Regions from separate parts of the Mus musculus genome. Here region 1 is linked to region 2. Evidence: chromatin loops called from intact Hi-C (ENCODE). Cell type or tissue: gastrocnemius. All regions are shown on one strand. Each heading gives the region's core, and the rest is flanking DNA. Links, peaks and the distances in the headings are about the cores only. Region 1 holds the start of Krt84 (keratin 84). Region 2 has its middle 21 kb from the start of Krt71.

Region 1 (10,970 bases), core at 1,174-9,173, 240 kb after region 2:
GCTGAACCCTGAAGGGTAGACAGAATGCTAAGGGTCATCTGAGCGTTGACTCTATCTGCAGAGATGCCTCAAGCAGCTTTCAAATGCATGGTTTCTCAGAGCTGTGCATACCCCGTCTCCTATGCACACCCCCTCCTGCCTTAAGAGACTTAACTCTGGGTATCCACGTTCCTTTAGAGCCTCTGACTAGAACTGTTAGCATTCTAACTCTCTGGTGGTTAGCCACACTTAAAGGGGGGGGGGGGAGCCTTTAGATTTATGAGCAAAGCAAATTAATGTCCCCATAATGGCAATTGCGGTGGACTTATGGGGAAAAATAAGACTTTAATATTTATGTGTTTATGTGTTTTTAATGTTTATAGGTTGCCTGCTCCAGCCCGCATCCTGATGAGAATAGGTGTGTCTGAATTGGTTCATTGTGAAGGATGTTATAGATGTGAAGAGTTTCTGCTAACTACCCAAGCTCATAAATGCCTTCAAATGGCTTTTTTTCGTTTTTATGAGGCCAATCCTCATGTCCACACACACATAAAAGAGGTGAGAGGGATCCACTAGCCTCACAGAGACTCCCAGCTCCAGCTCACCCCGCTCCACATTGCTCCTCAGCTACCGTCTACAAAGCCACCATGTCTTGCCGCTCCTACAGAGTCAGCTCTGGCCGTCGGGTGGGAAGCTTCAGTTCTTGCTCAGCAATGGCCCCTCAGCATCTGAACCGCTTCCGGTCCAGCTCTGTCTCCTGCAGGAGTGGGCCTGGCTTCCGGGGCTTGGGTGGTTTTGGTAGTCGGAGCGTCATCAACTTTGGATCATCCTCACCCCGGATAGCAGTTGGATGCTCTCGTCCTGTCCGCTGTGGAGTTGGCTTTGGAGCTGGCAGTGGGATGGCCTTTGGATCTGGTGATGGCCTGGGCTTTAGGGCCAGCAGCGGTGTTGGCCTGGGGTTTGGGGCTGGCGGCTGCCCTAGCTATGGATTCGGAGGCCCTGGATTCGGAGGCCCTGGCTTTGGTGGCCCTGGCTTTGGCTACAGAATCGGAGGAATTGGAGGCCCATCAGCCCCCGCTATCACAGCTGTAACTGTTAACCAGAGCCTGCTGACACCCCTCAACCTGGAGATTGACCCCAATGCCCAGAGGGTGAAGAGAGACGAAAAGGAGCAGATCAAGACCCTCAACAACAAATTTGCCTCCTTCATTGATAAGGTACCGTGCAGGCTTACCCTCTGGGATGGGCACTGAGAGTTGAGGGTTTCTGGGATGCTCTTCCCTTCAAAAAGAGCTCATCCAGTCTGAGCCACTGCCTTTGACCCAAACCACTTAAGGCACCTGCCAAGGGCATGGAATGGCTTCTAGATTGTTCTTTGCTGAGAATAGACAAGCCAGAGGAACTGCTGCATCGTGAGACAGACTAAGATGCTGGCCACAATTTCTGGAAAAAAAAAAAAAAAAGAAAGACCATCCAGCTAACCCTAATGGCATTTGGGCAAGCCAAGTTCTATTTCTCAGTGACTTAGACACATCTCCCACACGGGTGGGGGATTTCAGCCAGTGTCTGAACAGATCATGCTTAAAGTACTTCATTATTTAAGATCACAGTGGCCTGGAGGAGATTTTCATAGTGTCTGAGGCAGATGGTCTCATCATCTGTTCAGACGCAGCAAAGTAGAGAACAGAGTGAGTGATGTTTACATAAAAAGCAAAGAATTAATACACCCAACATAGGCTACATCGACCTAATCAGGACTGAGGGAAGCGCAGATGATCACCAATAGCTATAGAGAGAAATAATGGTGTCAGTCTTCCAAAAGCAGATACCAGGTAGACCAGGTGTCTGCACAGAGATGAAGCCTGGTTTCAGGAGATGGGAGTGAACCTCTGTGACCTCATTATACTTTTGAGCCAAAGAGCTCGGCTGATAGAATACCAGGGATGCTGGCCATGGTATGCAGTTCCAGGTAGCCACCTCCTAGTACCACGGTGACCCCCATAGTGTTGTCGCTCCGTGTACTTGGCTGGGGTTGGCTGGTTTCTATTCCCAGGCACAGGCAAGCCCAACAGAAGTCTCATGCTGTGTACTTCCTCAGGACTGGCTCATACCTTGCTCAGGTGTGGAAGGGGAAATAGTATTGAAATGTCTTTATTACTAAATGTATTTATTAACCGGCTGGGTGTGGGGAGAGGGTCACAGACCCACCCTCCTGGCTTCCGGTGAGTTAGAAGCATAATATAAGCCAGCAGAGGGAAGAACAGCAATACTATGGCACAGAGTCTTCTCTGGCCATCTGAAGACCTACTCCACGCCAGTGCACTACCAAGCACCTTAATGTGTTTCCTTTGTTTTCCATACATAGGTGAGGTTTCTGGAGCAACAGAATAAACTCCTAGAGACCAAGTGGAGCTTCCTCCAAGAACAGAAATGTGCCCGGAGCAATCTGGAGCCTCTCTTCGATAACTATATCACCAACCTGCGGAGGCAGCTGGATGTCCTAAGCAGTGACCAGGCTCGGCTGCAGGCAGAGAGGAACCACCTGCAAGACATCCTTGAGGGCTTCAAGAAGAAGTGAGTGCTCCTAAGCTGCCCACACCTGTGCCCCATATACAGCCCAGTGCAGATAAGAGCAGCTGCATGAATGACTATAAGATAGTTGTTGGCTACAAAACCCAGCTCTGGGATGCATGAGGAACAGTGGTGGGAGGAGGTGGAAGGTGGGAAGAGACCCTTTGTGGGTGCTGAGGAAGTGGGGGACTTAATACTACCAGTGGGGATGAACGAGTTGACTCTGGGAAAGACATCTTAAGTTCTGGAAGGACTGCCTACATTGGGCTATGTCCTACTTCCTCTGTGCTCAGTTGCAAGGATCTCGAGTTGTCTCTCACAGAGAAGTGTAGCAATGGTCCAGATTTTAGACCCTAAGTTCAAAATGAAAAAGTAAGGGACTTTGTGGGCCACTGGCTTAAAGAAAGTTTTAAAGGTGGGACTGAGATATGATAAACCTGCGAGTGGCAATAGAGAACCAAGTCCTTCAACAAACCTGGTTTAGGAGCACGTTGCAGGATGAGTGAGGGCTTGGAGGTTGTAGGAGAGAGGGCTTACCCGCTTCATCTCCATGCCCCCAGGTATGAAGAGGAGGTGGTATTCCGGGCCAATGCCGAGAATGAGTTTGTAGCGCTGAAGAAGGTAAGGGGATGCGATGATGGGAATTTCTACATGGAAGCAAGCACATGTTCTCGGAACCCCAGCTCCAGCCCCAGAAACTTCCCAACAGCCCCGTGGTGGCTAAAACTGCTCTTCTATTTCTTGAATAATTAAGGCTTTCTTTACTTTTATCTGTAAAAATCATTCCTTTTTTTTTTTTTTTTTTTTTTTTTTTTTTTGGTTTGGTCAGGAAGGGCATATGTATACCCTGGTCCATATGTGGACAGCTTGAGAGAATTAGTTCTCTCCTTCCACCATGTGGAACCCAAGGATTAAGCTCAGGTCTTCAGGCTTGATGGCAAGCACTTTACCTCCTGAGTCATCTCTATGGCCTTTTCTTGCTTTTAAACAAGCCCTGGATAAGGCCCAGCAACCCCTGTGTGAGCTTCTACATTGCAGTAGGGAAAGAGGCTCTGTAGGAACTGATGGACCCTCCTGTATATCTCCGGACCCCTCCTAATTAGGAGGCTGAGCAGCATAGGCCATGAGCTCATCCCTCTCTTTCTTTACACAGGATGTAGATGCAGCTTTCCTGAACAAATCTGATCTGGAAGCCAATGTGGATACTCTGATCCAGGAAACTGAATTCCTGAAGGCTCTCTACCATGAGGTGAGGCTCTTAAGAACTCAAGGCTATGACTGCTCAGCAGCCTGCACTGTAGGGGCTGAGTCAGGCCTTCAGGTTTCCAGATACTGGCTTCCACCCCCACTCAGGCCCTTTGTGCTCTCTGCCACTGTGTCTGAAGGTAAGGAAGGCCAGGGAGGTAGGCGTCTCCACAGCCATATTAAGCCTAACAATGAACTCCCATCATCTGTGGTCCAAACCTTTGTTGTCTAAGCTAAAGACTGAATTTGGGAATGTCTGGCAAAGTGATTTGAAAGAAGAAAGGAAATGCATCCGATTTTACTAGCCAAACCAGTGACTGCCATTTACTTTCAAGCAACCTATTTAGTCTAAAGTTGAGCCAGACAGAGATGTAGAGGAAGGTCTCACCAGGGTGGACACCTTGGATCTCTGAAGAATCTGGATCTAGGGACCTCCAGGCTCTACTGTGTTTTAAAATATTATTACTTCTCAGTGGACCATGACCAGCTCTAGATAAATGTGAATTTAGGCAGCTGTCAGTCTGCTCGCCTGAGGTACCCTGGTTTTGATAGTCACCTAAGCCAAAGCAGGTACTGGAGGTATGGTCTGAGCTTATGACAAGGGTTCTAAAGTCAGACTTAATTGCTTCTCAAGCATGCCTTTTTCTGAGCCCCAGGCCAGGTAGGAATGGGGACTCTCACAGTCATAAAGCGAGAAGCAATGCTCCCTGTCCCTGATTCACAGGGGACCCTGTGGCAGAGTCCCAGCTGCTGATGGACCACTGAGCCCCTCTGCCCTACTGCTTTTCCAATACAGGAAATCGAGATGCTGCAATCACACATATCAGAGACATCTGTCATCGTGAAGATGGACAACAGCCGGGATCTGAACCTAGATGGGATCATAGCTGAAGTCAAGGCACAGTATGAGGAGGTGGCGAGGCGGAGTCGTGCAGATGTGGAGTCGTGGTACCAGACCAAGGTGGGCAATGGGAGACTGTGGGAGGGGTACAGGTGCCCTGTCCAAAGGTGAAGATTTTGGTCTGAGGTCTTCAGCCCAGACTATGTATGGTCAAAACTTTGCCCCACCCCACCCCACCTCCACCCCCAGTATGAGGAGATGCGGGTGACCGCTGGCCAGCACTGTGACAATCTACGTAGCACACGGGACGAGATCAATGAACTGACCCGGTTGATCCAGAGGCTGAAAGCAGAGATCGAGCATACCAAGGCTCAGGTGGGAAAAAGAGGAAAAAGCTGTGGAGGGAGGGGGCGGGGCCCTGGCTTTGAGGAGCACCAAGTTTGGTGAAGGTAAAGGATCTAGCAAGACCTGGACACAAATCCAAGGGCTGGCCATAAAAACTTCCTGGGGAGGGGGGGCAGGAATATGGACTAGAAGGAAGGCCTGGGGCTGATTCGGGGGGGGGGGGAGCAGAAAGCATGTAAGAGTCTGGATTCTTTAGTCTCAAAGCAGTAGAAACCTGATGGGTATGGAGAACAGGGAACTGCAACACTCTACCTCTTTCCAACCATAGTCACTATCCCTGGAAAAGCAGCCATGGAGAGCTGCAACCCAGTCCTGGCACCAGGTTTCACACCATTAGTTAGGGCGGGATTTCCAACCCCACTCGGGGACCCCTGAGTCCCTAGCAAAGCTCACACATAGACTCTGTTCTCTGCAGTGTGCCAAACTGGAGGCTGCTGTGGCTGAGGCAGAGCAGCAGGGTGAAGCAGCCCTCAATGATGCCAAGTGCAAGCTGGCTGATCTGGAGGGTGCCCTGCAGCAGGCCAAGCAGGACATGGCCAGGCAGCTGCGGGAGTACCAGGAGCTCATGAATGTCAAGCTGGCCCTGGACATCGAGATTGTCACCTACAGGAGGCTGCTGGAGGGCGAGGAAATTCGGTGAGACGGGGAAGGAGTGAGGTCAGACTTCTAGAAAGATTGACCAAATAAGGGGAGGGAACCAGGTGAAGAATTCTGGAATGAGCAGTCTCTAGGGAGAACAATGTATCTTCTGAAAACATTAGTTGGCTGCCCTCAGCAGGGTTTTAGAAGGTGCTGTGCTGTCAAATGCAATTATAGACAAGCTGCGCCAGGTCATAGGCATTTTGCTTGGCTGATTAATTTGTTAAAATAGTCATAGGCTGTCAGAGAGTTTCGTGCAACAATTTAGAGGCAGGGTCTAGATACTGGTGTGTTTCAAGATATGCTAACAGTTAGGGTTATGACCCACCAGTTTCTGGTCTCCCCAGACAGGAAGCCCCCTGACAGCAATCAAGTTCACAGCTCATAGGAATTCATTTCTCTCTGTCTCTCTGTCTCTTTCTCTTTCTCTCTCTCTCTCTCTCTCTCTCTCTCTCTCTCTCTCTCTCTCTCTCCAGGATCTGCGAAGGAGTTGGGCCAGTAAACATATGTAAGTATCTCACCTTTTCTCAGCCCATTTCTTCTCCCCTCCCCCTTCAAATTTCCTTTTGGCACTTGTGAAAGTCAAGAATCTCCCAAGATCTGGTCTGGCCAAGGCTGTCAGGGAAGCAGGGCCATCAGTGTCCCTGGACTGGGAGTGTGTCCTCAGCAGAGGCTCCCAGAACAAAAAGTAGACAATGGTTTTTGGGACTCTCAAGGTAGGAAAAGGTTTCTGGAAAGAGATTTTGGCTTTCAATGGTATTGTAGGCTGCCATCACAGAGACTCAGAAGTAATAGAAAGGCTGTGTCACAGAGGTGATTCATATCTGGGTCACAGGGATAGGGCAATGCTAAATGGAAGTCACCCCTCCTCCTTCAACCTCCTGCTGCTTCCCTGTCCTTCCCTATCCTTTGGGGATAGTATAGACTATCCCCAAAGCAGGTGTGATACGGCGCCATCACTGTAGAGCAATGTGAGTCTCCTCTCTGTAGAATTCCAGTCTTCTTGAGAAGGAGAGTGCTAGCCGATGTCTCACTAACCCTGGAAGGATACCAGCTATGCTCTCAGAGAAAAACCAGGATTTGCTGGAAGGCAGAGGGTTAGCAATGGCCTTCGGTATAAGGTCAAGCCCAGAGGACACAGGGGTGGCAAGGACTCTGGCGCAACAACAGAGAAGATAATGTAAAGCGTACAGGTCGGGGCTACTTCCATCAAGACTAAGCTGGATTCCAGTTCTGACATAAGGGCTGTGTTTAGTGGGGCAGTTGGGCTACAGAGCAGAACCATCAGTTGGATGGGCAGGAACTGGTGCTAGCTGGATTTCTTGTCTGATGGATACGTGGGAACAAGCAAGAGGGACAATATAATGACAGAGGAACCACTGTATGGTTCGGTGAAGGTCACTTCTCCAGTGTTTGGGTGCTTGGCCTCTCATAATCCACCTGATGTGGGACACGGATAAATAGTAGTTTGTATACATGTGCACACATTGATGGCAGCCAATCTATGGGCATGAGCAAACACCCAGGGATACTACAGCATCTGTCCACTTCCATTTGGGTGTCTGCTTTCTGTGTAGTCTTGGTCTTTGGGCCACTCAGCCAGTGGCTGGTGAGTCCTAGAGTCAACATTCCTTTCCTTTCCTCTCTGCAGCTGTGAGCAGCTCTCGAGGAGGTGTGCTGTGTGGGCCCGAGTTAGTCTCTGGATCCAGCCTTTCCCACAATGGTGGAGTCACCTTCTCCACCAGCAGCAGCATCCGTGCCACCGGAGGGGTTCTGGCTTCCTCAAGCCTGAGGGCTGGTGGGGACCTGCTGAGCTCTGGGTCCAGAGGAGGCTCAGTGCTGGTGGGTGATGCCTGTGCCCCCAGCATCCCCTGTGCACTGCCCACTGAGGGAGGCTTCAGTAGCTGCAGTGGTGGTCGTGGTAACAGGAGCTCCAGCGTCCGCTTCTCATCTACCACCACCTCCCGCAGGACCAGGTACTGAGCACCTAGCCCCAGGGGCCACTGCCCAGAGAAGAACCAGCTGAACATCCCCTGCTCCTATCCCCTGAGGTGCACAGACTCTGGTCCTGAGGGATCTCCAGCCACTCTTCCTGCCAGCACACAAACCTAGCCCATGTCCTCCTGAAGGATTCTCCCTAATTCCTTTCCTTCGGATCCTCCTCAGGCTCCAGCCACAGTAAATGTATTTTCAGCACTACTACCGAAAGCAGTGCCCCTGGGGAGAGAGGGGTCGTTCAGAGCCAGCATGAGCACAGACCCCTAAGATCTGCAGGCATCCTTAGCCCATCTTGTCCCTCCCTCTTCCCTTCCCTGGCAGAAGATGCTTCATCATCCCTCCCCTGACCCCAAAGGGCACACAGTCCTTGGTGGCCCCAGGGATACCTAAGTTCCTGTGACGGTTCTTCTCCCAGTGGTTCGTCCGGGCCATTTCTCTTATGGTTGTTGGTTTATCTGCGGTATGTGGGTCTGCCAAGTAGGTGGAGTTCATATGGAGAGGTGGTCTCTTTAGCTCCATGTGCCTTGTTCTTGTGGTGATGATATGAGGCCCAACTCTGTGCCCTGTGGTTGCAGCAGGGTTGTGTCTGCAAACTCTGGGAGTCTGGGGGTGGGCGGGACCTGTTTGTACTACTCTTTGTATTTCTGGGTTTTCAATAAACTTGCCAAGCTAACTTCACAAGGACTCTGCCTGTCCATCCAGATCACCCTAACCCTAACCCTGATCCCGCTGAGGAGGCAGCTGACTGAAACCCACTAGTTCACCCTCATGAGAGTGAACAAGGGAAGGGGCTGGTACCCTGGGCTCACAGAAAGGAAGGGTGCAAGCCTTACCAGGGAGGGGCTCACAGTCGTGTAAGGCAGAGGGACACAGAGTCAAGGTCCTGAAAACAAATGCCCATCCCCACACTCTTCTCCAGGTCAGTGTCCTCTTCCCGAGCATGCTGAACACGCCCCATATTTTCCCACCTCACCACCAAGCCCTCTGAGATCATTGTTATAGTATCCTTGTCTGTCTGTCCCCACTCTTGTCTGTCTCCACTCTTGTCTCCATCCAACTTACTCAGCAAAATGCTACTAGAGAAGTCTTTCTCACACAGAAATCTAATCATGGCTCCCCTGCTTAAAGCCTTCGACAGCTTCCCATTGCCTTTCAGAAAGTAGCCCAAGATCCTTAACATGGCATTCTGGTCCTGCGGCATCTGTCTACATAACACTGCTCCCAGCCACTCCCTCAGTGCACCCTACTTCCAACCCTCTATTTTTAGTTAATTCACTTTATAAACACCTGTCCAGTGCCTATTACATGTCAGGGATGATGCCAGGCAAATAATTGATAATAAAATCCAGTTCTTATCCTCAAGCAGCGCCAAGTCTAGTCTTCAGAGGAGGATAGATATATAACAGACTTGAGAGGCTGAGTGCTGTGCTAAGGCCAGGACAGATGTCACTGGGTATAGCACAGACTTGGGCAGTGCTAGCTTCCTGAAGGATGTGGCACCCAGCAGAGATAGATGCAAAGGCTGGTGACCGAGCCATCGAAGTGAGACAAAGAGTTCCAAGAGAGGCCACAGTTTGTGCAAAAGTGCAAACACCTAAAGGTTGTAGAGAACATGCTAGGTGGGGAGACCTGCCTGGAGCTGGGTAGAATGTCATTAGAGGTCAAGACATGGCAGCACATGGATACAGGAGAGTCCATCCGCATAGGACTCATCCAGCAGCCTGGTCCAGCTGCCAGGGCCCCAGATCTCAGCCACACCCAACACAGTTCTTCTTAGGTAGGAGCATGCCTCCCTTCTTCACACATCTTGCCTGAATACTGTGGAGTTGATAATACAAGTGGTTGGGTCTGGTCAGGGTGTGTGTGTGTGTGCTTAAATTCTCCCTTTCTTTCTTTTCACTCTGGTTCTCTCAACTGGCCAGAGAAAGGAGCCCTAACAATAAATCCTTTACTTAACCTAATTGCTGTTAAACAGCAGGTGTTAGTCTCTTGAAGCCAGCTGTTTCAGGCCTTAGAATAGTAAAGAGTTAAGAAAAATAAATGCTACAAAATAAGAAACATTTTAGCCCTTGAAAAAATTTAACTTTGCCTCCAAAGATTGCCAACACTGTCCCCTATTGCTGCCTTCCAGAGGGAACGGGTGCTCAGGCATTCTCCTTGCAAAACAGCAGCCAGAAGGATCCTGTGGAAAACAAGCCCAGGGGCTGAGGGTGTAACTCTGTGGCAGAGTTTGATCTTTGCACAAGTAAAGCCCTACATGCAATCCTGAGATATAAAGTGGATTTTTTAAAAAAATACTAATACAATAAAGTTTAACAGTCTAGATAAATTCAAATATTGGAGTTTTCTGAAAAGTAAACAGAACCAGGCAGATCATGGCAGAATGCAAGAATTCAAGAAGCAACCAAATCTTTATTCTCTCTTCCTTCCAGAGACATTGAGCTTTGGGTGGGCCTCAGCTATGGAGTGGAAAAGTATCAGCTTGGATAGCTAAGAGCCTCATGAAAAGCCTTCCCACCTAAATACAAAAGGATAGAGACACGTACGGGTTGGAAAATACAGAAACAAAGTCCATGGTCTGTTCTCTCTTGTGGCTTTGCATTAGGGCCCAGCCCTGCAGGGCTGGGCAGGACTTTGTAGCAGGGTTGTGGTGAAAACCCTGAGAGGTTTGGTGGCTCTGGCATGAGGAACCAGGAAAAGACGTTCCTGAGAAGGTTAGGTGGGGTCAAACTGGGAAACTGGAGAAGGAAATGCCTGTGTGAGCAAGTACACCCACATCCTGGGCTCTCCTTGAACTTCACTGGCATGCAAACCCAGAGCCATATTCCAAGGACTTGGAGATTTGAAGTTAGACCTATGTCCTGCCCACATTTCTAGCAAAGCCCTGAGTGATACCACAGAACAGCCACAAAGCAGTCAGCACATGCTTGGGAAAGTCAGTGGCCTTTGGCCACCACCACCCCTCCAAGAGGGCTGGAGTACGCACCCTGAAACTGCTGACAGGGCTGATTCCTCACTAAAACCAAACCAAACCAAATTTGAACCTTCCCAAAGGATTGTATCAGGACACCAAGTCAACACAGCACCAATATCTCTCTCCCTCTCCCTCTCCCTCTCCCTCTCCCTCTCCCTCTCCCTCTCCCTCTCCCTCTCCCTCTCCCTCTCCCTCTCCCTCTCCCTCTCCCTCTCCCTCTCCCTCTCCCTCTCCCCTCCCTCTCCCCTCCCCCTTCCCCTCCCTCTCCCCTCCCCCTCCCTCCGTGTCTCTCTCTCTCTCTCTCTCTCTCTCTCTCTC
Region 2 (10,970 bases), core at 1,819-9,818:
CTTCCCCATGGAAAGACCTCTCTACACACTTCCTTCAAGAGCCGAGGGCCTTCCTCGGCACGTGAGTGGGGATGTTCTGGTGATGGACACTGAGGACTTCCCAGGGAATAGCCCTGAAAGTCCAACATCCTCAATAATGCCAACTACATAGGGTTTACCCTACAAAACAGTATCGAGGCACTCCTGGCTGCCTCGATCTGTGCCTGGTCCCTCCTCCCACTGCTTAGAAACAGAGTCCCTGCTAACTGTTTCCCTCACCCTACCTCCCACAACCTCCCCCCCCCCCGACCCCCACTCTCCCACTCTGACTCAGCTCTTGCCTCTAGACCAGGCCTTTCTGCTATGGGACTGAATCCTACAGCCAAAGAAGCCAGGAAGGCGATGGATGGGCTTGGAGAGGGAACATGAAGACAGTGGGAGAAAAGATGTCTCCTGTGAAGGGAGCTGCCTGATTTTGGGCCAAGAGGGGAGAGATCAGGCCCTTCATACTGAGGAGAGGCAGCAAGGCTGGGTTTTGACACTGAGTTCATCTGGTAAGGATAAAGAGGAGACTCAGTGCCAGACCCTCTTCATCTTATGGCTCCAGTCTGCTCAGAAGCCTTCCTCTCTCCATGAATGACTTTGGTCTACAGAATCTGTCTCTGGTTCAGGGGCAGTCAGTCGATCAAAGGGTTAGAGAAACATGACCTTCATTACCCTCTGCAAAGCAGATAGGCATGACGTCAGCCTTACCCATTTGGTACTGTCATGGTATCCCATTGGGAATCCTTTCTATTTTTTTTTTGTTGTTGTTGGTGGTGGTGGTGTGATGTGCTTTGCAGGGTTGGATTTTTGCCTTCCCAGGATATTCTGTATCAATGTGGTAACAGATCAGAACACAATGGGATCAATTTCCTTGGGACTTTCTAGGGTCCCTGCAACTCCTGAAGCTCTCAGACAATGTAGAACCCACTTGTGATACAGTTTTGATGAGGTTGCCTGCTGGAGACTCTTCCCTGATTCTACACTGCCTACAGGGAAAAGGGTACTGCTTACAACCTGCTCTCTGTACCTGCCCAGGATGCTCGGATGGAACCTGGAGGCAGAAGCTGATGCAGAGGCCATGGAGGGATGCTGTTTACTGGCTTGCTCCCCAATGGCTTGCTCAGCCTGCTTTCTTATAGACCTCAGGACCACCAGCCCAGGGATGGCACCATTCACAATAGGCTGGACCCTTCCCCTTTGATCACTAATTGAGAAAATGACCTACAGCTGAATCTCATGGAGGCATTTTCTCAAGACACACTCCTTCTTCTTTGCTGACTCTACCTTGTGTCAAGTTGACACTCAAAACCATCCAGCACAGCATACTTGGAAGTAATTATTTAAAGAGTTCAAATTTCAACAACAGCTGTAGAGTGTTTTGTTTCCTCCTAGTTGGACAGGACCTTTGCCACCCTGAAGCAGAGCAACTGTAATAATGCACAGAAACCTTCAGGCAAGTAGGACTATTGGCATTTTCTCAGAGGGACAAGACCCTTCAGATACATTTATGCGATCATTACCTGGTTCCTTCTCTCCCCAGCATTTCATCTGCTGCTACATTTGAGGAAACAGAGGACTGTGCTGGGGGCTTTTCAGTAGCATACATGCCCATGAATTACCTGTGTTCCCATAAATAACCCCTGTCTTAGTTAGGGTTTCTATTCCTGCACAAACATCATGACCAAGAAGCAAGTTGGGGAGGAAAGGGTTTATTGAGCTTACACTTCCATACTGCTGTTCATCACTGAAGGAAGTCAGGACTGGAACTCAAGCAGGTCAGAAAGCAGGAGCTGATGCAGAGGCCATGGAGGGATGTTCCTTACTGGCTTGCTTCCCCTGGCTTGCTCAGCTTGCTCTCTTATAGAACCAAGACTACCAGCCCAGAGATGGCACCACCCACAAGGTGACCTCCCCCCTTGATCACCCCTTACAGTTGGATCTCATGGAGGCATTTCCCCAACTGAAGCTCCTTTCACTGTGATAACTCCAGCCTGTGTCAAGTTGACACAAAACTAGCCAGTACAAACCTTCTTATTAGCCAAGCTGATTTGACAGAATCTTCTTTGTGCCATTAGCTCCTTCCCTGTCTGGGACAAAACTTGGTTGTCTTTGTCACTGTCATTTTTGATGTGTGTGTATTTGTGTGTGTGTGTGTGTGTTTTCCGGGGAAGACACAGTTATTCTGTGTCACTCATGACATAGGCAGGTGGAGATAAAACTGTGACAATCCTCATAGGACACATCCCACTTACTTCTCTTTTGTAGTATCTAGCTTGGTTAGTTTGCCTCTAGAGCCTAAGATATAGAGAGCACACAGGTTCTCAGTTCCACATAGAGTACACATAGTAGGTTCTCAGTTTCATATGCATTGCCTGAATCAATCTCTCCAGGCTTTAGATATTCACCATTTCAATGAACTTACAAAGGGGTGTGCATGGCTGTGAGTAACTGAAGGACAGCCAACATAGTGTGGTGATGGTGGCAGTGGCAGTGGCAGCTAGAGGGAGATCCTCAGGTGATTCCTTCTTGTACCTCCTTGGAATCAGGAGGCACCTCTGTCTCCACTCACACAAACTGTGTCTTTCCTAGAGATGCACACACACACACACACCCTAATAGCAATGATAATTACAACCAAGATCTATTTATCCCAGACAGGGAAGGAGCCAACGGCCCAAAGTGAGCTCAGTCACACCACTGCTGTCCCTCTGCCTCCTGTTTCACTGACAGCGGTCCCCATGACACTCTTATTGACCACCCCAGGCAGGGTCTGTGCATAGGGACCCTCAGGATTTCTTTGAGAATGAAAAGGAAGGGTTCCAGGGCCCCAGATCCCCTTCCTAGTTCCCTACACCCTGCTGTTTTGAAGTGTGTGTGGGTCCTTTCTTTACCTTTCTTTCTTCTTAAAAGTTAATTCTTTGAGAATTTTATACAATGTGTTTTGATAACATTCACCCCTAACTCCTCCCTGACCTACTCTCACATCCCTACCCAGAAACTTAAAATCATGTTGTTTTTATAACAATCAACTCCATTTTTGTAACAATTGACTGCTTATGTACTCCTGGGGGTGGGGCCATTCACTGGTGCACAGATGACCTATCAGGACCCACGCCCTTGAAGAAACCTGAATATCTCCCGACAGGCCCCAGAAACTCAACTACCCGCAGCTCTTATTTAAGAGTTTGTGCTTACGATCCCCTTCCCACCCCAAGCTAGAATGTTGACAGACTTGATCTTGTGCATGGACTCCAGCTGCCCTGAGTTCCCGTCATACCCAGAAGGCACTGCTTTGGCTCTGGTTCTTTCTGACCTCTTACTGTTAAAATCTTTCTACCCACTTCTTCCGTGATGGTCCGTGGGCCTGGGGGAGAGGGTATATGTGGACCTGTGTCTGAGCACTATGTTGACCTCTTCTGTAGCATGATCACTGGCACCTGGAAATCTGCTGCTGGGTACCCCCAAGTCTGCTCCAGCATGCACTGCTTTTTCAGGGCTCCCCTTAGAGGGCCCCACTAAGAAGTCTAGCCCTCCTACCGGGCTGGGCTCCCGCTCTGCTGGGTGATGCACATGCTTTTTTTGACTCATCCTAGGGAACCTCAAAGGGAGCCAGGTTTATTTTCCCTTAGGAGCTGGAGACGAGAGGCAAGCATGGGGTTCTAAAAATTCCCAAATAGCCTCTACTATGAAGGTGGGTCTTTTCCTTCTGTCTGCTCATCACTACTTTGGCCGCTGTTTGCTCTGAACACTAGAATGATGTCTAATCTTGGGTTTCTCCTGATGGGAGCTCCGGATTCATTGCAAACCCCCCTTTCCCTCATACCATGAGGGTCTCTGCAGTGCCTGCTATACACATCAGAAATCTCTGTCCTGGCCTACAAACTGTCATGTCGGCCACATGACAGTTGTAGCAGTCAGGGAAAACAGACACACTTGAACTTGAGGACATCTCCGACTTACTGGCTGAGTGATTCTGGGCAATGCCGCTAAGCTTCTATTTCCACAACTGTAAGCAGCAATGCACGGGTTATATTAGCTCTCCCTTGTCTGGTGTGGCACAGGCCTGGCATCCTAGCATTGGGCAAGGTGCAGTTCCTGCTCTGTCTTCAGCTACACAGAAAGAGAGATCATGTCTTTAAATAATTAAAGTAAGTATGATATGTAGCACTTGTTATAATACCTCATATGTATGGAGGGACACACACACACACACACACACACACACACACACACACACACACACACACACATTGACTCTTCCCCTCATACTGCTACCAGGACAGCAACAGGCCTTACTGTTACCATGCTTGCTTCTTCTTATTATTTTTTTTCAATTTTTTTAATTAGGTATTTTCTTCATTTACATTTCAAATGCTATCCCGAAAGTCCCCTATACCCTCCCCCTGCCCTGCTCCCCTACCCCCCCCCCACTCCTACTTCTTGGCCCTGGCGTTCTCCTGTACTGGGGCATATAAAGTTTGCAAGATCAAGGGGCCTCTCTTCCCAATGATGGCCCACTAGGCTATCTTCTGCTACATATGCAGCTAGAGACACAAGCTCTGGGGGTACTGGTTAGTTCATATTGTTGTTTCACCTATAGGGTTGCAGACCCCTTCGGCTCTTAGGTACTTTCTCTAGCTCCTCCATTGGGGGCCCTGTGTTCCATCCAATAGATGACCGTGAGCATCCACTTCTGTATTTGGCAGGCATTGCATATGCCAGCAAGGTTTTGCTGAAAGGACCCTGATGTAGCTGTCTCGCTTGCTTCTGTTACTGTATGCCATCCTTCAGCCCTTGCTAGTCGAGTCCAGCTCCTATGGTGAGTACTGTTGCTCATGGATCCAGTCTTCTGGACATTCTTTATCACCATCCAAAACAGCCCCTCCTCCCCAGTGCCTCTTGGCTTACTGTTCACAGAGCTCTCCAGTTACTCCAGGACCTCAGCCTGGGCCTCAGTTCTTGGAGTAGACTCTGCTTCTAGTCCAGAGACATTCAATGGTCGTTCCGGGTCAAGGACCTTACACAGTTTATTGACATTTCCACATCAGAAAGGAAGCAAAGTTAGACTTTGCCACCTTTGCAATCTGGCCTAGAAAACCACAGGCAAAGCCACCACTTCGGTTGCTTCCCCCATGTCTTGGAGCCAGGCTCTGTGAGGGATAGTAAGATGCAGTGCCTCTGAGAGGGAGGACTCATCACTTCAGGGCTGATGTGAAAAATATTCCTGGGCTGGTCCTCTGAGGTTGCTCTGTCTCTCTGATCGCTCTCCAAGGCTTGCCCTTTCCTAACCCTAGCCCTCGCCCCTTTGCCTGATCAAAGCTTGTCAAAGCTTCCCAGTGTGCTCATGGGCAGTGGACAGTACCCTGGGCTGGGATGGCTGCCGGATACTTTGTTCTGAGAGTCTTCAAAAAGATCTCATCCCACCAGGCCCCCTGACTTCTCACAGGCTGGTGTCTTCTATACTAAAACTGAGCAGTTTCTGAAAGAGATCAGGGAATTGGCAGAATGGTGCCCGGGGGCCAAGGAACAGGGCCTAGGAATTCTTACCTTTGACTAACTTTAGCTAGGATGTGTTCTAACCAAGCTAGAGGTCGGTTACTCTCCCATCCTGCCTGAGCTCTCAGGACAGACAGACAGCCTCAGCCAGGAGAGAAAATTCCAGAGGGCAAAATGGCGGCTACCTGAGAAGTTTCTCACTGTTGAGAGAGCATCTTTGAAGCCACCGTAAGCTAGATACTGCCAAATATAGAAAGCCCACACAGTGCTCATGTGGGGTCAAACTGACACTGGCTCTCATTTCTACCCTGTCTTGGGGCCTATTTATTGCTGGACAGCTGTGGTCCTTAGCATAACCCACATGGCGACTCCATGGACCTTCGTTTTTTGACCTAGCTAGATCTGTGAGGACAGAGCCATCTCATTTCTTAGTATCCCATTCCTCAAGAAGACCAGGTGACAGGAAATGGCTTCCTTAGAGGGGAAGCCTGAGTGTTTGGAGGACCTCCCCACCCCCCAACCCCCAGATGAGGCAGACATTTACCCTGTGCCTTGTCGCAGATAAGCAAGAAGGAACCTGGAAACATGAAGCTGAGAGATGGCTGAAGGGGATAACTCTGCAGGTCCCTAATTAGGAGCCAGATAAACTCCAAATTAGATCACTGTAGTGTGCAAAGGCAGCATATTCCACTTTCTATTAAAAGGGCTCTGTTGCTCAAAGGCTTGGAGATCTATGCTCTGCAAATTGCTCCAGTCCTTCTGAAGGGGAAGGAGATAGTGGAGAGACGCCCTTTTCCGGTGCCCTGGGCTTGGTGGGGATAAAAGGAGGCAGCCCTCCTATGCCCCAGTCTTTCTTCAGCTCCAGCACGCTCTATCTGCTCTACCATGAGTTGGCAACTGAACTTCAGGTCATGCAGTGACAAGGGCAACTTCAGTGTGCTTTCTGCAGTGGTGTCAAGGAACCCATGGGCAGCATGGCTTCTTGCCACACAGCTGGCCACAGGACTGGCCTCAGCAGCAGGAGCCTCTACAGTCTTGGAGGGAATCAGCATACTTCCTACAATGTGGCAGGTGGCAGTGCTCGGGGCACAAGGCACAGCTTTGGATATGGGTATGGTGGGGGTCGAGGGAGTGGCTTTGCCAACAGCATGTTTGGCAGCATGGCCCTGGGGGCCAATTGTCCATCTGTGTGTCTGTCTGGGGGCATCTACCAGGTCACAGTCAACAAGAGCCTCCTGGCTCCCTTGAATGTGGAGCTGGACCCTGAGATCCAGAAAGTGCGTGCACAGGAGCGGGAGCAGATCAAGGCTCTGAACGACAAGTTCGCCTCCTTCATTGACAAGGTAAGTCTTACAGGAAGACATGATGTCATAGCAAGAGCAGTTCTCCTGTTTCCTGTGCAATATGGATGGATGGATGGATGGATGGATGGATGGATGGATGGATGGACAGGGCCTGGGTGGGATCCCTCTTCTCAAGGGGAAGAGAATAGAGTTACAAGCAGCCCAGAATCAGGGGGAGGAACAAATGAAGGTTGTCTCCTTGGGGAATCTTAGAGAGAAGGCAGGAAACTGGATAGAGGTAGTTTTTTTTTTTTTTTTTTTTTTTTTTGAGGGAAGTGTTGAGTTCCTGAAAGTCTAATAGTGGAGGGCATCTTTAGGTTTTTTTTTAAAGAACACAAACAGCTGAGAATCAAGCACAATCCAGAAGGCAGGGTTCACAGCACAGTTAGATGCAAGGGAGAATATCTCCTGGGTCCAGGGTCAGGCCACAGAAGAAACTAGGATGCTGCTTCCCAGGTAAGTGTGAAGCGACTGGGAATTCAGAAGACCAGGAAGGAGCACTTGTTAATGATCCCTGGGGAAAGAGAATTTGTTAATGATATCTGAGGGTGGGCAGTCAGGGCTCAACCCATAGGGAGTTTTACAAAACTCCCCTTCTTTTGGGAAGCCAATGGTGTACGTCTATGGGGCACAATATCTGTGTGGTTCCAGGTGGCTATGGGTTTGGGTTCCAGGTGCGCTTCTTGGAGCAGCAGAACCAGGTGCTGCAGACCAAGTGGGAGCTGCTGCAGCAGCTGGACCTGAGTAACTGCAGGAGGAACCTGGAGCCTGTTTATGAAGCCCACATCAGCAACCTTCGCAAACAGCTAGAGATGCTGTCTGGGGAAAGGGTACGGCTGGACCCAGACCTGAGGAAGATGAGGGATGTGGTGGAGGACTACAAGAAGAGGGGACCAGGCCAGCAAAGGTTCCTGGGTCAGGAGGTCAGCTCATGTGGTCTCTGGCTATGCGGGAGGTCCCCACCCTGTGACAGGTAGGAGTTTCTGGGCTCACCGGCCCTCTGGATGCTTAGTGGCTGGTTAGGGACTCTGTGTAGGCATTTGGGTATTTTCCTGGGATATAATGAGGGGACCCAAGGACTTCTTACTTATACCAGGAGCCTGTCAGCACTCACTTCTGGCAAATCAGTTACGTTTCTGGTTACTGTTACCAATGCCTGACAGGAAACAATGTAAGGAAAGAGAAGTTTACCTTGGCTCGTGGTTTGAGGGGATACTATTTTTCTTGGCAGGGGAGACACAGCAGCTGGTAGCTCCATGGTAATGGCAACCTTGTGGCAGTGGCTTGTTTCATGCTACCAACCAAAGGGCAGAGAGAGCTGAGGCTAGAAATAGGTCAAGCTTTAACTCCACAGCCATATGGCAGACAGTCAGATACCAGTCAATATTAGAAACTTCCACAACCTTCAAAACAGTACCATGTGCTGGGGACCAAGTGTTCAAACATGTGAGTCTGTAGGGTACATTTAACACTCAAATCATGATACCCAGAGATCCCAGCAGCTACAGGGCTTGCCCCATTAGTAGAAAAAGGAGGTTACCTGACAGAAAGAACCTCTGCCATCTCTCTCTTCTCCCACAGATACGAGGTTGAGATTACCCAACGTACAGCTGCAGAGAACGAGTTTGTGCTGCTTAAGAAGGTGAGACCAGAAGCACCCATGGGCTCTGGTCTCTCCTGTGCCTGTATCCTAAGCAGCTCTGTTCAGGACTGTTCTGTCCAGGACACCTGGAGAGGGTCTAAGGGCTGAATTCAGTTGGGACCAGAGTTATAGCTTCTAGCAAGTTAGAGAGGAAGGGCACACAGCCAGGAACTGGATAGGAAGGGACAGGAGAGAATCCTCGTGGGGACATTGGAAGGAATGTGGCTCAGCTCCATCTTCCTGTGTGGCTTGAGGAAAAGCAAACACCTCTGCAGGTGAAACAAAGGAAGACTGGTCCCCGTTCCCTTCCTCTGTTCCCAAAGGATCAGTCAGAGAAAAACTGATGTGAAGTGACTGGGCAAGTCAGATGCCTTCAGGACAGGGCAGCAGCAGAAGCAGGGTGATTGGTGGGATGAGAGATGGATGTGTTGATGATGTCATGGGGCCTCTTGGCAGGACGCAGATGCAGCCTACACAGTCAAGGTGGAACTTCAAGACAAGGTGGACTCTCTGGACAAAGACATCAAATTTCTCAAGTGTCTGTACGATGAAGTGAGGACACGTCTTTCCCCCACTGTTCTGCCTCAATCCAGTTGATAGCTTCCCAAAGGGACATCAGTGGGTGTGGGTGGGACTTAATACCACATCAGATAAAGACTCTTGCACAGACAAGTGTGACCAACTCTGTCCGAGATCACAGAAGCCTGATGGAGGAGAGGAGAGGATCTGGGGGCACTGATCCTGTTTCCATCCACAATCCAGGAGATTTCCCAGCTCCAGACTCATGCTAGTGAGACCTCTGTCATCCTGTCCATGGACAACAATCGAGATCTGGACCTGGCCGGCATCATTGCTGAAGTCCGTGCCCACTACGAGGACATCGCGCTCAAGAGCAAGGCTGAAGCTGAGATGTTGTACCAGACCAAGGTGGGGGCTGGTGGGGGAGGGGAAACCTCTCTCCTTCTTGGGAAAGATCATAGAAATATTGAGTAAGAGCTGGTTGCAGCCAAGGACCAGTGGCAATCTACCCAAAAGGTGTTCTCAGCGGGGCTATCAAACTAGTATGGATGGGCAAATCCAATGGAGAGGGACAGCGAGTCCTTCAGGAGGCATAGTGTTCCCCTTCTAACACAAATGCATTTACAGGGATGGGGGTACGTGACACAGGGATGGAGGATACAAGCTGGAGCCAGGTGGGAAGAGAAGGGAAAACCACGAGCTCCCTTTTGCTATGCATGGCGAGTTGGAAACCTCTCCTCCCCGTCAGCAAGTTGGAATTCTAAGAGCGTTCTGAGTGATAGGTTAGATAGTGAGGTAAGACACTTTGGGCAATCCTTCTCTAAGCCCTGTCTTCACAGTCATGAAAGCCCAGATGTGTCAACTTTCTATTTCTGAAACAAAATGGTGAGAAAAAAAGCAGCTGATGAGTGGGGAGGTTGAAACCAGTTGGTGAGTGGGGAGGTTTGTTTGGTCCTTGGTTGCAGAGGTTTCCATCTGCAGATTCTTGGTCTTGGGGGAGAGCAGTACATCATGGTGAGAGCTCATGCCAGAGGGGGCAGCTCAATTCCCAGCATCCAGGGAACAGAGAAGAAAGGAGAGAGTGGTTGGGTGCCTCAGGTCCCAAGATCTCCTTCAAGGGCTTGTTCCCAGTAACTTAAACTTTTTACTAGGACTTACCATTTATTAGTGGCAAGCTGGAGCCCAAGCTAGTAATACATGGGACTTAGGGGGAACAGTCCCAATTTAAACTATAGTACCACCAAGAAAGGATGGTAGCTGTAGTTCTATGTCACTATCCCTCCTGTCCCTTGTTCTTTGTCCACAAGCATGACACTTTCTCCATCCTAAAGTACATCATGAAGTGCTGGACACAGTACCCCACCTGAAGTGCTGGACACAGTACCCCACCTGAAGTGCTGGACACAGTACCCCACCTGAAGTGCTGGACATAATGCCCCACCTGAAGTGCTGGACACAATACCCTACCCCAGTCCCACTTGTAACCTCTTCTAAAGACACACCTGTCCTCAGACTTCCTTCCCCTCTCCCCTGCGCTGGGAAAGTGTTGAGGGAGAGCGTGAGCCTCCAAAGAGCTGGGCTGCCTCACTCATAGCTGCATCCAATGTCAGTGCCAGAGCCAAGTGGGATCTCTAGAAGACACCTCTCTGAATACAGGATGATGAACAAGGACAGGGTCAGAATGCTCATATCAGAGAGTGCTTATGAGTGGGAACTACATCCTGTCTACCCCGGAAGACTCAGGAAGGGAAACAAGCCAAGGTGGAGGGCCACATGAAGGTTCTGCCTATGATGGGGTCAGGGGGTTTTCTTGGTCAGAGCTGGAAGGGCACCTGAGTTCCAGCTTCACTGCCTCCACTTGAGGCTCACCTCAAGCACCCCGGGATAGGTGTGCTCCCCCTGAGTCACTCTGTGCCTTGTCTCTTCACCATCTTCCTGCCTCTGGG

The links. A loop is a pair of places that touch in the nucleus more often than their neighbours do. Peaks named below come from ENCODE experiments on the same cell type or tissue, not always from the same donor. Only the 100,000 strongest peaks of a DNase experiment are listed, where the experiment ranks them.
Region 1: it touches region 2 in a loop (3-fold over the local background); 19 of 42 quality-filtered maps call a loop at or near these places.

The regions. Positions count from the first base shown.
Region 1 is chr15:101,522,412-101,533,381 of GRCm38, reverse strand. It overlaps Krt84 (keratin 84), which reads left to right and starts at 562. Exons shown (of 9, transcript NM_008474.2): 1 at 562-1,196; 2 at 2,345-2,553; 3 at 3,111-3,171; 4 at 3,704-3,799; 5 at 4,592-4,756; 6 at 4,886-5,011; 7 at 5,457-5,677; 8 at 6,157-6,188; 9 at 7,332-8,356. The coding sequence starts at 627. The coding sequence ends at 7,663. In gastrocnemius, for the core only: no CTCF peak of the experiment used is centred there; a DNase peak (open chromatin) is centred at 5,507.
Region 2 is chr15:101,758,962-101,769,931 of GRCm38, reverse strand. It overlaps the pseudogene Krt74. Among named protein-coding and RNA genes, the nearest start is that of Krt71, 21 kb to the right of the region's middle. In gastrocnemius, for the core only: no CTCF peak of the experiment used is centred there; a DNase peak (open chromatin) is centred at 6,648.